Linked DNA regions of Homo sapiens: region 2 is linked to region 1. The links are chromatin loops, found by intact Hi-C in ENCODE. Cell type or tissue: psoas muscle. All regions are shown on one strand. Links, peaks and the distances in the headings refer to the core of each region. The heading gives the core; the rest is flanking DNA.

Region 1 (5,367 bases), core at 266-5,265:
CTGACGCTAGTAGATTTATTTCATGAAATGTTGCCTACCGCTAGCATAAATCACTATGCATTTTATTTATTAACTGTTAAATGACAAGAAAGTATATATATTTTCTAAATTTTCTTCTGAGAATGGGGTCTGCTCTTTTAAGCAAACAAATTCCATTTAGTGGGCTTAATTAGTGCCTCAGACTTAGCCTGAGGCCCACCTGAAAGTGGTTCCATATGGCTAATGGCAGAGCCGTGGGCTTAATATTTTCTGACACTGGAATCCAAGTGCCTCTTGCTCGATGCTGCCTTGGTTCTGGCCAGCTCTGTGACCTTTCCCCTGACTGGCTGCCCTTCTTTCTACTCCCCCCAGCCTCCTGCATTTGCACAGGCTCACCCTGCCTTGGCTCACCCCACAGAGGACTTCCGTAGTCCTGGCCCACATCGCTGCAGCCAGGGTATCTGGGCCTAGGGCAGAGCTGGGTGCTGCAGGTGTCCCTGCCTGCTTGGTCTTGGACTTCTGATGTGATTTCCCACAAGCCCCTGACGAGCAGGTACAGATGCATCCCCAGCCCTCCGCCTCTCTCACCTGTGCCTGGCGTTCTGTACTGCGTGTGCGTGGACTCTCCCACTCAGACTCTGTTTGCGTTGGCCACCATCGCTTTTACTCCCGCTTCTCTTGAAACACGTTCTGGCCGGTGGTGTGCAGATGAGGGTTTATACCCTGCTGGGGGTGCAGCGGGCTGATTGGCAGCCTCTGCTGATTCCCCTGGTGAAAATACCTCACCTCCCCCCGCCTGCTTCCAAGCTACCAGCCTGACATTAATCAGCTTGAAACACTCCTGAAAATGCCATTTGGCTCCAGCACCTCCTGCCCATCAGCTCTGGTCACAGGGGAAACGTCCCTCCTTCCACACATGTGGCCCCAGGTGCTCTTTCTGCTGACTCTGGCTGCCATCTGCAGGAGCCCTTGGCCCCTTTCTAGAAGACCCCAAACTCTGTATTCCCCTGTGTGAGCTCACATCCTGTTCAGTGATGTCCTTTTTTGACGTGCTTATCTTACTACCCCTTTTTTCAGACCACCATTCAGTTTTTGAACTGCTCAGAGTCTATAATGTATGCTTCCTCCCATTATCCTGTCACCCCTCCTCCAGGCTCACTGGGGTCCTCTCCTCTCCTCAATCCAGGGCCTCTTCACCTCTGGGCTTCTGGGCTGGGTGGCATCGGGGCCTCTCCCCAGCCCTGTGGCACCGTGTGCTCCTTCTGGATCACAGCTCTTCCTCTCTGACCCTGCCTCTGGCTCTGTCCAGGTTAGAAATCCACTTGTCATAATGTGTGTGGTTTCGTCCACTGCTCTCCTGAGTGGTCTGTCCTTACCCCTTCCCTCTGCCGAGATGGAGGAGGAAGGTGTGCTGCAGTTGGGGAGCTGCAGAACGGCCTGTTCTCTTTCAATGTTTAGACACCATATGCAGTGCATCTTTTTAAAATTTCTACTACAGTCATTCTTCCACATGGATGCCACCCACCCTGGCATCTAGCAATGTCATCTCTGCAGAAGCTTATCTCCGGGACTTTCTGGCAGTCCTGGGCCCTGGCTCTGGCTGGGAGACTGCATTCTGGCTCTGAGTGTAGGTTCCCAGTGGGATCTTGTTCCTGAGACCTCTCTATGGCCCGTTCAGACTCAGGTCTTCCAGAGCCTGAGTTCAGGCTGGGAGAGGTGTTGGAAGCCCGCCCCTGTTGGGACATAACCATCCCTGTCAGGCTAGGAGAGACCTCTGCAGGCCTCGTCCTCAGGGCGGGGGTCGTGGCCCTGTGCCCACCATACTTCCAGATACCCCACTCTGTCTCGTGCAGCCCCTGCCCCAGACGCTGCCCTCTCATGTTGTCAGCGTGTGTGTCCATGAGTCTCAGCCCCCTAGACCACAGGACAGGCACTTAGTTGATGTGCGGCACTGAAGCCTGTGCTCTCTGGCGACTGCACCAGTGTTGCTGTGCATGCGCCTTCATGCCTCTCATTGAGACATGGCTTCACGTTCCATGGGGAGAAGAACGTTTCTTTTTTTTTTTTTTTTTTTTTGAGACGGAGTCTGGCTCTGTCGCCCAGGCTGGGGTGCAGTGGCGCAATCTCGGCTCACTGCAAGCTCCGCCTCCCGGGTTCACGCTATTCTCCTGCCTCAGCCTCCCGAGTAGCTGGGACTACAGGCGCCGGGGAGAAGAACGTTTCTAATCAAACCGCTGGCTTTATTTTTGTGGGGCTACTTCTGAAGGGTAGGTTTCCTAGTGAAGCCCCCATTTCTTCTTTTTTTCAGCCACATTTTTATCAGCGGGGCCAAAACCCATAACGAAGCATTCAAATCCCCACCTCCAGATTTTGAATTGTAAAATAAAACTTGTTTCACCATGGGTTTCCCCTTCCCCCCTTTTGTAAAGCAGTTAATTTTAGGCAGGGATTCAGGAAGTGCCTACTCCCATTTTCTGTCAAGCACAGAAATAGCTCGCGGGGCGCCCTCTCTCCGCCTCCCGGGAGCAGCTGGCGGAGTTCATTTTTGTGTGTTTCTAGGCATTTCAACTCCTGCCTTTCTGCGCACTGTGTGTGTGTCTGTGCACCCTCAACTCCAAATTACCCTGGAACTTTCCGAAGCCCGCAGGCTTCCTTTCTGTTCTTAATAAAGCGGTGTGCAAGGATCTGAGCTGTTAACCCTCCCTTATCACTGGAAACTGCCCCCTGTTCAGAAGGTCTTTAGAATAACAAACTCACAACTGTGTCTTTCAGGGGAGGTGGAGTGGATAGAATGGCTGAATGGTTGCAATACTGTGATGTGAGAAATTCTGCTTTCAGAATCTTTATCTAAAACCTTTCGCTTTTTCAGAGGTTTCTTTACTTCTAAAAAGCATTTGGAGGGGAGTCGATTGAACCTCAGGAGGTTGGTTAGAAAGCTTAGCACTGCCCAGCAAGAGCTGGAGTGGCCCAACCTTGAACAATGGGTGGGGTCAGTAGGAAGTAGACTTGTGGGCATTTTAAAGGTAGACCTGTTAGGATTGGCATACCCACCCGGTGGGTCAGAGGCACGGCTTGTGAGTAATCCTTAGGTTTTGAATTTGAGACACTGGGCAGAGAGGAATGCCACTGGCAGGATTTTGTGAACAGGGGTGGAAGTTTAGCTTTAGACCTGCAGGAACCAGTTTAGGTTTCATGGAATATGTTTATGTGGACATTAGAGTTAAATGGAATGCCATTATCAAGATTTTGTGAACAGGGGTGGCAGTTTAGCTTCAGACCAGCAGGAACTAGTTTGGGTTTCATGAAATATGCTTATGTGGACATTAGAGTTGGCCAGTTGGCCATTTGCAGCTCAATGCTTAATTTTAAAAGATTTGATAAGTTGTGAGCTCTTAGGGTTTCTCATGTTTTCTTTTCTTGTCAGCTTTTTTTTTTTTTTGAGACGGAGTCTCGCTCTGTTGCCCAGGCTGGAGTGCAGTGGCGCGATCTCGGCTCATTGCAAGCTCCGCCTCCTGGGTTCATGCCATTCTCCTGCCTCAGCCTCCCAAGTAGCTGGGACTACAGGCGCCCGCCACCATGCCCGGCTATTTTTTTTTTTTTTTTTGTATTTTTAGTAGAGACAGGGTTTCAGCGTGTTAGCCAGGATGGTCTCGATCTCCTGACCTCGTGATCCACCCGCCTTGGCCTCCCAAAGTGCTGGGATTACAGGTGTGAGCCACCGCGCCCGGCCTCTTGTCAGCCTTCTTTAGAGCAAAGGACAGTTGGTAAAACCCAAACTGTTCATCATGTGATTGTTAAACACTCTTGCCAAAATGTATTTCAGGGAAAATTTCTCTGGTGCCTACCTTTGTGGAATTTACCATTTTCTTCCCTGAATAACTGTTGTATGTTTATACCTTTTCTTCCATTTTAAACTGAATTTCGAAGGCAACTGCTAATTCTTTCTCATCTCCGAGTGCCCCGAAGTGTGATATTTGATATGCCATTCTGCAATGAATGAATGAATGAGAGGTTGAGACAACTGACCCAAAGTCTGGCGAAGTGACCAGCTCACTTATTTGTGCTATTCCTTTTCTTTACGGATGACCACTGAACATTGACTGTCAGAGCTCTGCGCTTCACTCTGGAGGGTGGTTTTATTCGAGATCTGGGCATCCCCTCCCTAGGGGTGACCACTTCCTCTGCCTTGTCATTAGCAACAGGTCAGTGGAAGCCAGGGCTTGATATGAAGAGCCTGCTATTGATTTCATATGGAAACCTCAGATGCCACAGACCCCCAAGAAGCAGGAGCTGGGGGTGGCATTAGCTGATGTCATCGCCCGAGGCTCTGCTCCCTGTGAGCTCAGTGCCGTCCTGATGAACGGGCCTTGGCTCTCACAGGCAGTGGGAGCTCCTCCTGCTCCAGAGCTCCATGTCCGGAACCCCGCCTTTCTCAGCATGAGGCTGGCGTGGTTGAAAATACAAACACCTGCTTGCCTGCTCCCTGGTGGATGTGGGGCCCACCCCTCATTTTAAAAGCCTCGGAAAACTGTGCTTTGTTTTAGTGTTACTGCCTCCTTGGACCTTTTCCTTTAAAATAAGAAGAGGATATTACAAAATCACAGGAGCAGAGGGTCATAACATTTCTGTGCTCTTCTCTTGAAGCAGAAATAAAAGCACATCTTATTTGTGTGTCTCCTGAAGAAGGGGCCTTGCCACTGGGCCTTGAGGCACAGGCACCTGCCCAGTAGGAGGTGGGCAGGTGGTTTTCCAGGCAGAGGGAGCAGCCTGGGCTGAGGCTCACAGGTGGGAGGTAGGGTTAGGCAAGGGAGTTGAGCCTGGACTATGTTGGCTGCAGGTGAGGAAAGAGGATAAGAAGAGATCAGGTGTGGGGAGCTGACAGTGCCAGGCCCTGGAGTCTACCGTGCGGCAGGCAGGGCAGCCTGCCGATATGCGGCTGTGTCCTCCATGAAGGCCTGCGCACCAGGCACATGGGCTCCAAACCCAGCCTTCCTGCTGCTGGCCAAACAGAGAGCTGTGGTGAGGGGCTGCCCCCACTGTGGGGTGGCCAGAGCCATGACAGAAAGCCAGTGTAGGGTGGACATGAGATGATGACTCCCTGTCATTCGTGAGTGGGATTAGGAGTCACTGGCACACAGTTGGAAAGGGAGCCATTTCTGGTGCCAATAGTTAAGGTCCCCACTCAGTAGGCCCCTACAGCTTCTTCAGAGTCAGGTATTTTAACTTGTATGTTAAACATGAATAAATCAAAGCAAAATCAAAAAGCGTTCCTTCATTTGCTTAGACTACCAGTTGAGTGTTTTAGAATGTTCATGGTGTCAGGCATGGCATCTGGACCCGTCCTTCCAGGAGCCTGTAGGATCGCTCTCAGGAACTGGCTGTGATTGA
Region 2 (5,367 bases), core at 256-5,255, 48 kb before region 1:
ACATCGTGGATCTCCAGGCTTTTCGTACAACTAACTCTGCAGGGTTCTTCTGCTTGGAGTCAACTTGATGGTGAAGAAATGCTTGGCAAGGAGTGGAAAAGTAAATCATGATGTCCTCAGCACAGGGCACCTATTAACTAGACAGTTTCCTATGTTCTCATTTTCGGTTAGAATAGGTGGGGCAGCTCATTTGACAGGAGGAAACTGGCTTGTTGGAAGTGCTGGGATGCCTACTGATCCGTGCCTGGGTCCTGGGACACCCATTGGTAGCAGTAGGTCTGTAAGCTGGACCTGGGGACTTGGGCTTGTGGTTATTTAGCTCTGCGACCTCAGGCAGTTCTGGAAGCTATCACAGTTGGAGGCTGGAAGTCCAAGATCAAGGCTCTGGCAGATTGTCTGGTGAGGGCTGGCTCCTGGTTCATCCAAGGCACCTTCTATCTGTGTCCTCCCATGGCAGAATGGGTGAAGGGTCTTGTGGGGTCCCTTTCTTAAAGGCATTAACCCCATTCATGCAGAGTCTCCCCTCATGACCTAAGCACCTCCCAAAGGCCTCACCTCCTAATATCGTCACCTCGTGGGTGAGGATTTCAACATATGGATTTTGGAGGCACACAGAGAGCCCGTAGCTGTGGGGGTCCGTTTTACCATGAGAAAGGTGTGCTCCGTGCTTGTGAGAGGTGGAGACAGGTGGGCCCTTGTTTATCTTTTGGGCTGGGCACCCCCACCCCCGACCCATGGATAGGTGAAGGAAGGAAGATGCTCCTCTTGGCACCAGCCTCTGACTCTTCCTGCTCCTCTGAAGGGAGGGAAGGGGGCGAGATCCTACCAGGGACTTAGCTGGAGGGGGCTGGGGAGAGCCACCTTAATTTAACACTTTCTTTTGCTCTCCTGTGCACAGTCTGTAATGAAACAGCTCTGTTTTGAGCAGAGAAGAGGGAAGAAGCACCCACTGGAGGGGAATTTTGTAAGGAAAGCATTTTTTATTTACTTCTCAAAGTCAGGGGGAAGGAACTCTGTGACGAGTCAGAGCAGAGGGAAACAAATGCTGGTTTCCCCAGGGCGGGCAAAAACACCATGCAAAGGATGTCAGAAGTCACCATCTGTTTGTCAGAAGAAGCCCTGAAGTGTGGCAGTCGCAGAATGACATTTCATTGACAGCCTGCACACCCCAGGGGACTCCCATGGGTGGGGACAGGCTGCGTGCCCGGGAACTTTGTAGCCAATGGAGACGTTTTGGTTAACCTGGTGGAATAAATACACTCTCCTCTGTGGCCAGTGGACTCTCATTCATCACGTTATCTACTGAGTGTCTGTGATTTTCATGAGAAACAGTGTTGTGTAAAGGACAAAGCAGTACTGCTTTCAAGTCCTGCTTCCACCCGAGTGGGTAACTCCAGCTTTGGACCATCTTGAGGGTCAGGCACTTCACAAATGGCATCTTTGATCATTAATACCACTCTGGGAGTTGGACTCCTTGTCTCCTAGGATGTCGCTGGGTCACTAAGAGCCTGGGCGAAAGCCCCCTCACCGCAGGGACTGGAAGTCAGCTCCCCACCTCTCCAGTCTTTCAGGTGCCCCATGCACATATCCTGAGCCCCTGGGACTTGACGTACCGAAAGTCCTCTGCTGGTCTTCCCCCTCCAGCATGGCCCTGGGGAACAGGTGTGAAGATGTTTGCTGGATAGGTGAGATGCAAGTGTGCCTGAACACTTCCTGAATGTCCCAGAGGGTGAGTGCCCTGGGAGGCACACTGTTACACTGTCCCTTCTGGATTTCGGATGGAGCACAAGCTGGCTGCACAGGGAAAGAGACAAAAGGGAGGATTTTCCCAAAGTCTGTGTTTGGACAGGGCCCAGGTACAAGACCTGCCCCTAGAGACAGTGTCTGGGCCTCCTGCTGCCCAGTGACCAGTGTTCCCACCTTTGGACAAGGAGAGAGGGCCAGGCTCAATTTCTGCAGATGAGAGCTGGCAACAACTTGCTGATGTCAGAAATTCCTTAAACTGAAGGCAGTCTTTTTCAATATCAGAGGCAAAGTGCCTTTTTTTTTTTTTTTTGACAGTCTTGCACTGTTCCCCGTGGTTGGAGTGCAATGGCGTGATCTCGGCTCACTGCAACCTCTGCCTCCTGGATTCACATGATTCTCCTGCCTCAGCCTCCCAAGTAGCTGGGATTACAGGCGCCCACCACCACACCTGGCTAATTTTTTGTATCTTTAGTAGAGACGGGTTTTCACTATGTTGGCCAGACTCGTTTTGAACTCCTGACCTCGTGATCTGCCCTCCTCAGCCTCCCAAAGTGTTGGGATTACAGGTTGAGCCACCGTGCTCGGCCGTAAAGTGCTTTTAAATGTGCTTTAGGTGGCACATAGAAACTCCCTCACACTCGGACACCCTCAAGCCATGGAGCAGTGGGACTGGCCATGTCAGATTTCGTGTCGACGGGCATGTAGTGGGTAGAGGAGAGCTAGGAGTCATCTGCCCAGAGTATCTGGTGGCCCCAATTTCAGAGCACTGAGGCTAGGAATCGGGAATCAGGGCTGGATCCTGCCAGGACAGTGGCTCTGTGAGCACACGTCAGAGGGACTAAGGATTTGGACTCTCCACCCCTCACTTGGGTTGTCTGGCCAAGGTGTGGTGAGGATTTGGTTTAGATGATGCCTCTCTGCAGAAACACCCAGTGGTAATGCATATTCTCATCTCTGAATCACAGGTGGCGCTGACCATGGCTTGTCCCATCCAAGGTCATGGTCACCTTGACCCCTTGATTAGGTGGAGACTGAAGCTTTCTCTGTTGTTGACTTACTCTTTTCCCTTTTATAGTAAATAAAGGAAAGTATTTAGAGACTATGTATTCTCTCTAAAGATCAACCAGTGACAGCCTATTAGATTCTGTCTCTCCACTGCACATAACTCCCGAGTCTCCCATCCCACGACGCATGGAAGCTGAGACCTTTACGCTTCCTAATAACCTGCTCCCAGGACTCCCATTGCCTCTCTGAGACTGTCTCTGTGGTCATTTGCTTTTTTTTTTTTGAGATGGAGTCTCGCTCTGTTGCCCACACTGGAGTGCAGTGGCACAATTTCGGCTCACTGCAAGCTCCGTCTCTCAGGATCATGCCATTCTTCTGCCTCAGCCTCCCGGGTAGCTGGGACTACAGGTGCCTGCCACCATGCCCAGCTAATTTTTTTGTATTTTTAGTAGAGACAGGGTTTCACCGTGTTAGCCAGGATGGTCTCCATCTCCTGACCTTGTGATCCGCTCGCCTCAGCCTCACAAAGTGCTGGGATTACAGGCGTGAGTCACTGCGCCCGGCCTCGGTCATTTGCTTCTATCAGTAGGGACTCAAAGAGTCTTGGATTTGTATTGTATTCAATGGGTCATAATCCAATATTATCACTATTTTGATCTCCAAGTTGTTTACAGTTTGCCTGGTGGGAGCCTCTTCAGGCTGGCCCCTGTGTCTTTTTGTTAAAAAACCCATTGTTCTGTGAGCACTGTCTTACTTTCTGGCCAAAAAGAAGAGATTTCAGGCTCATTGGGGGGTGACTGTTGGTATTGGAGCCTCCGCACCCTCCAAGGACAGATCTGGGAGTATCTCTGTGTGTGTGTGCATGTGTGTGTGTGCACTGGTTCGTATACACACATTCACATCTACTTTGATTTCTAGATGTATCTACGTCTCTAGATTGGAAACTCTGAGTCACACCAATATCTGATTCCTGTCTCCCAACACAGGGCTTACTATAATGTCCCCCATTCTAGACTAGCAAGCTCCTCCCGAAGGTGCCTCCCATTTTTCTTCTCACAGATCCTTATGCTCAATCATCCTGTGCATGACCAATCTCCCGTCACCTCTCCACTGCTATGGCCGTCCTCTCCCCTGTACATTTATCTGTGTTTCTAGGGCTGTTGCCCGAGGCTGAGGTTCTCTTACCTAGAGTTTCCATGTCCACTCCTGCTTTCTCCCGAGTGTCCTCCCAGGACTGCCAGGGGTCCTCCAGGATGAACATACACCTGTGATGCTTTTTCCTTTTTGCCAGTTAGAGCCCCCTGTGACGTTGGAGTCCAGCCCAGCTCGGTACTGGGGCCTCCTTCCTTGTGACTGCTTTGTGCAATCCTGCTCACCACCCTGTACTTGCTTCTTGAGCCCTGTCTACCCTCAGTGTCCCAACACAGCTGTGCATTAGCCACCCAGCCTTTGGCCAGTTCACCAAAAATACGGCGCTTTACCACCCTTGCCTCTCCTCACCTCTTTTCCTGTCTGGAAAGTGTCTGCTTCTGCTTCAAGTCACAGGCCATTCATGGAGTTCTTCCCATGATCTGTGGACTCCGTGCCCCCTCCTAACACTGCGTGTAGATCGTCCCTCTGGGAGGGGCGGGGTGAGCCAGCCGCTGTATTTCCTCTGACATCGAGCACACACGTTGCTCACGTATCTGTGGGTGAATGCATGATCGTGTGAGGGAATGGACTCATAGGAGCAGCCTCCAGTTTCCAGTGACAAAACGGGCACGAGTGGCCCCTCAGCTCTCCCCCAGGGAACCTTGTACTTGGTGTTAAAGTCTGACTCATGGAGGGGCTCATGTCCCTAGTTCCAGCTGGGTTTCCAACCCAGGTTGAGATGTAGCCTCTCTTCCTGATGGCTGGTTTGCTGATGTCTGCCTTAGCCGTCTGGAATTCATCCTCCCTGGGAAGAACCTCATTTTGTTCCTGGGAAGAACCTCATTTTGTTCCTGGGAAGAACCTTGTTTTGTTCCTGGGAAGAACCTCATTTTGTTCCTGGGAAGAACCTCGTTTTGTTCCTGGGAAGAACCTTGTTTTGTTCCTGGGAACCAAGTGCAGTCAGAAGCTAGGGTGAGACAACCTGGCGAGTAAAAAGCACAGAGGATTGTGGCAAAGCACGAAGAAAATTGGAAGCTGGGCAGCAGCACAGAGCTCACTGTGGCTTTAAGATGGAGTGAGGCCAGTCTGCCACCCAAGTTTTGAGGTGAGGGTCTGTGCCTGGAGGAGTCTGTGCCCTGGCTTCTGAGTCCCTTCGCATCCCCAGACCCTCAGCTACAGCTTACTTCTGGGAGGACTCAGAAGGGTGTGGTCTGAGACAGGCAGTGAACACCGGTGTTGATGTGGTGGAAATACAGCAAAGGAGAATGTTTTCATTCCTGCACCAGTGTTTATTGCTCCTGCTTGGTGCTGTGTGTGGAAAATCCCAGACAAGGTTAGGACTTCCTATTGGAGGTACAAGACTTATGACCACACTAGAGGGTCAGGGCCCCAACCATCCTTGAGTGGCTCAGCCATGGAGGATGATTAACCAGTCTGGGAGGTCAGATGGGGGGCGGATCTTCAACTGAGCCCAGGACAGCGGTT

Evidence for each region. A loop is a pair of places that touch in the nucleus more often than their neighbours do. Peaks named below come from ENCODE experiments on the same cell type or tissue, not always from the same donor. Only the 100,000 strongest peaks of a DNase experiment are listed, where the experiment ranks them.
Region 2: it touches region 1 in a loop (4-fold over the local background); 8 of 110 quality-filtered maps call a loop at or near these places.

What each region holds. Positions count from the first base shown.
Region 1 is chr7:47,491,879-47,497,245 of GRCh38, reverse strand. The region is part of intron 3 of TNS3 (tensin 3); the gene reads left to right. Among named protein-coding and RNA genes, the nearest start is that of SNORD151, 30 kb to the right of the region's middle. RefSeq lists an enhancer at 3,066-3,657. In psoas muscle, for the core only: no CTCF peak of the experiment used is centred there; a DNase peak (open chromatin) is centred at 2,492.
Region 2 is chr7:47,539,616-47,544,982 of GRCh38, reverse strand. The region is part of intron 1 of TNS3 (tensin 3); the gene reads left to right. Among named protein-coding and RNA genes, the nearest start is that of TNS3, 40 kb to the left of the region's middle. In psoas muscle, for the core only: no CTCF peak of the experiment used is centred there; no DNase peak of the experiment used is centred there.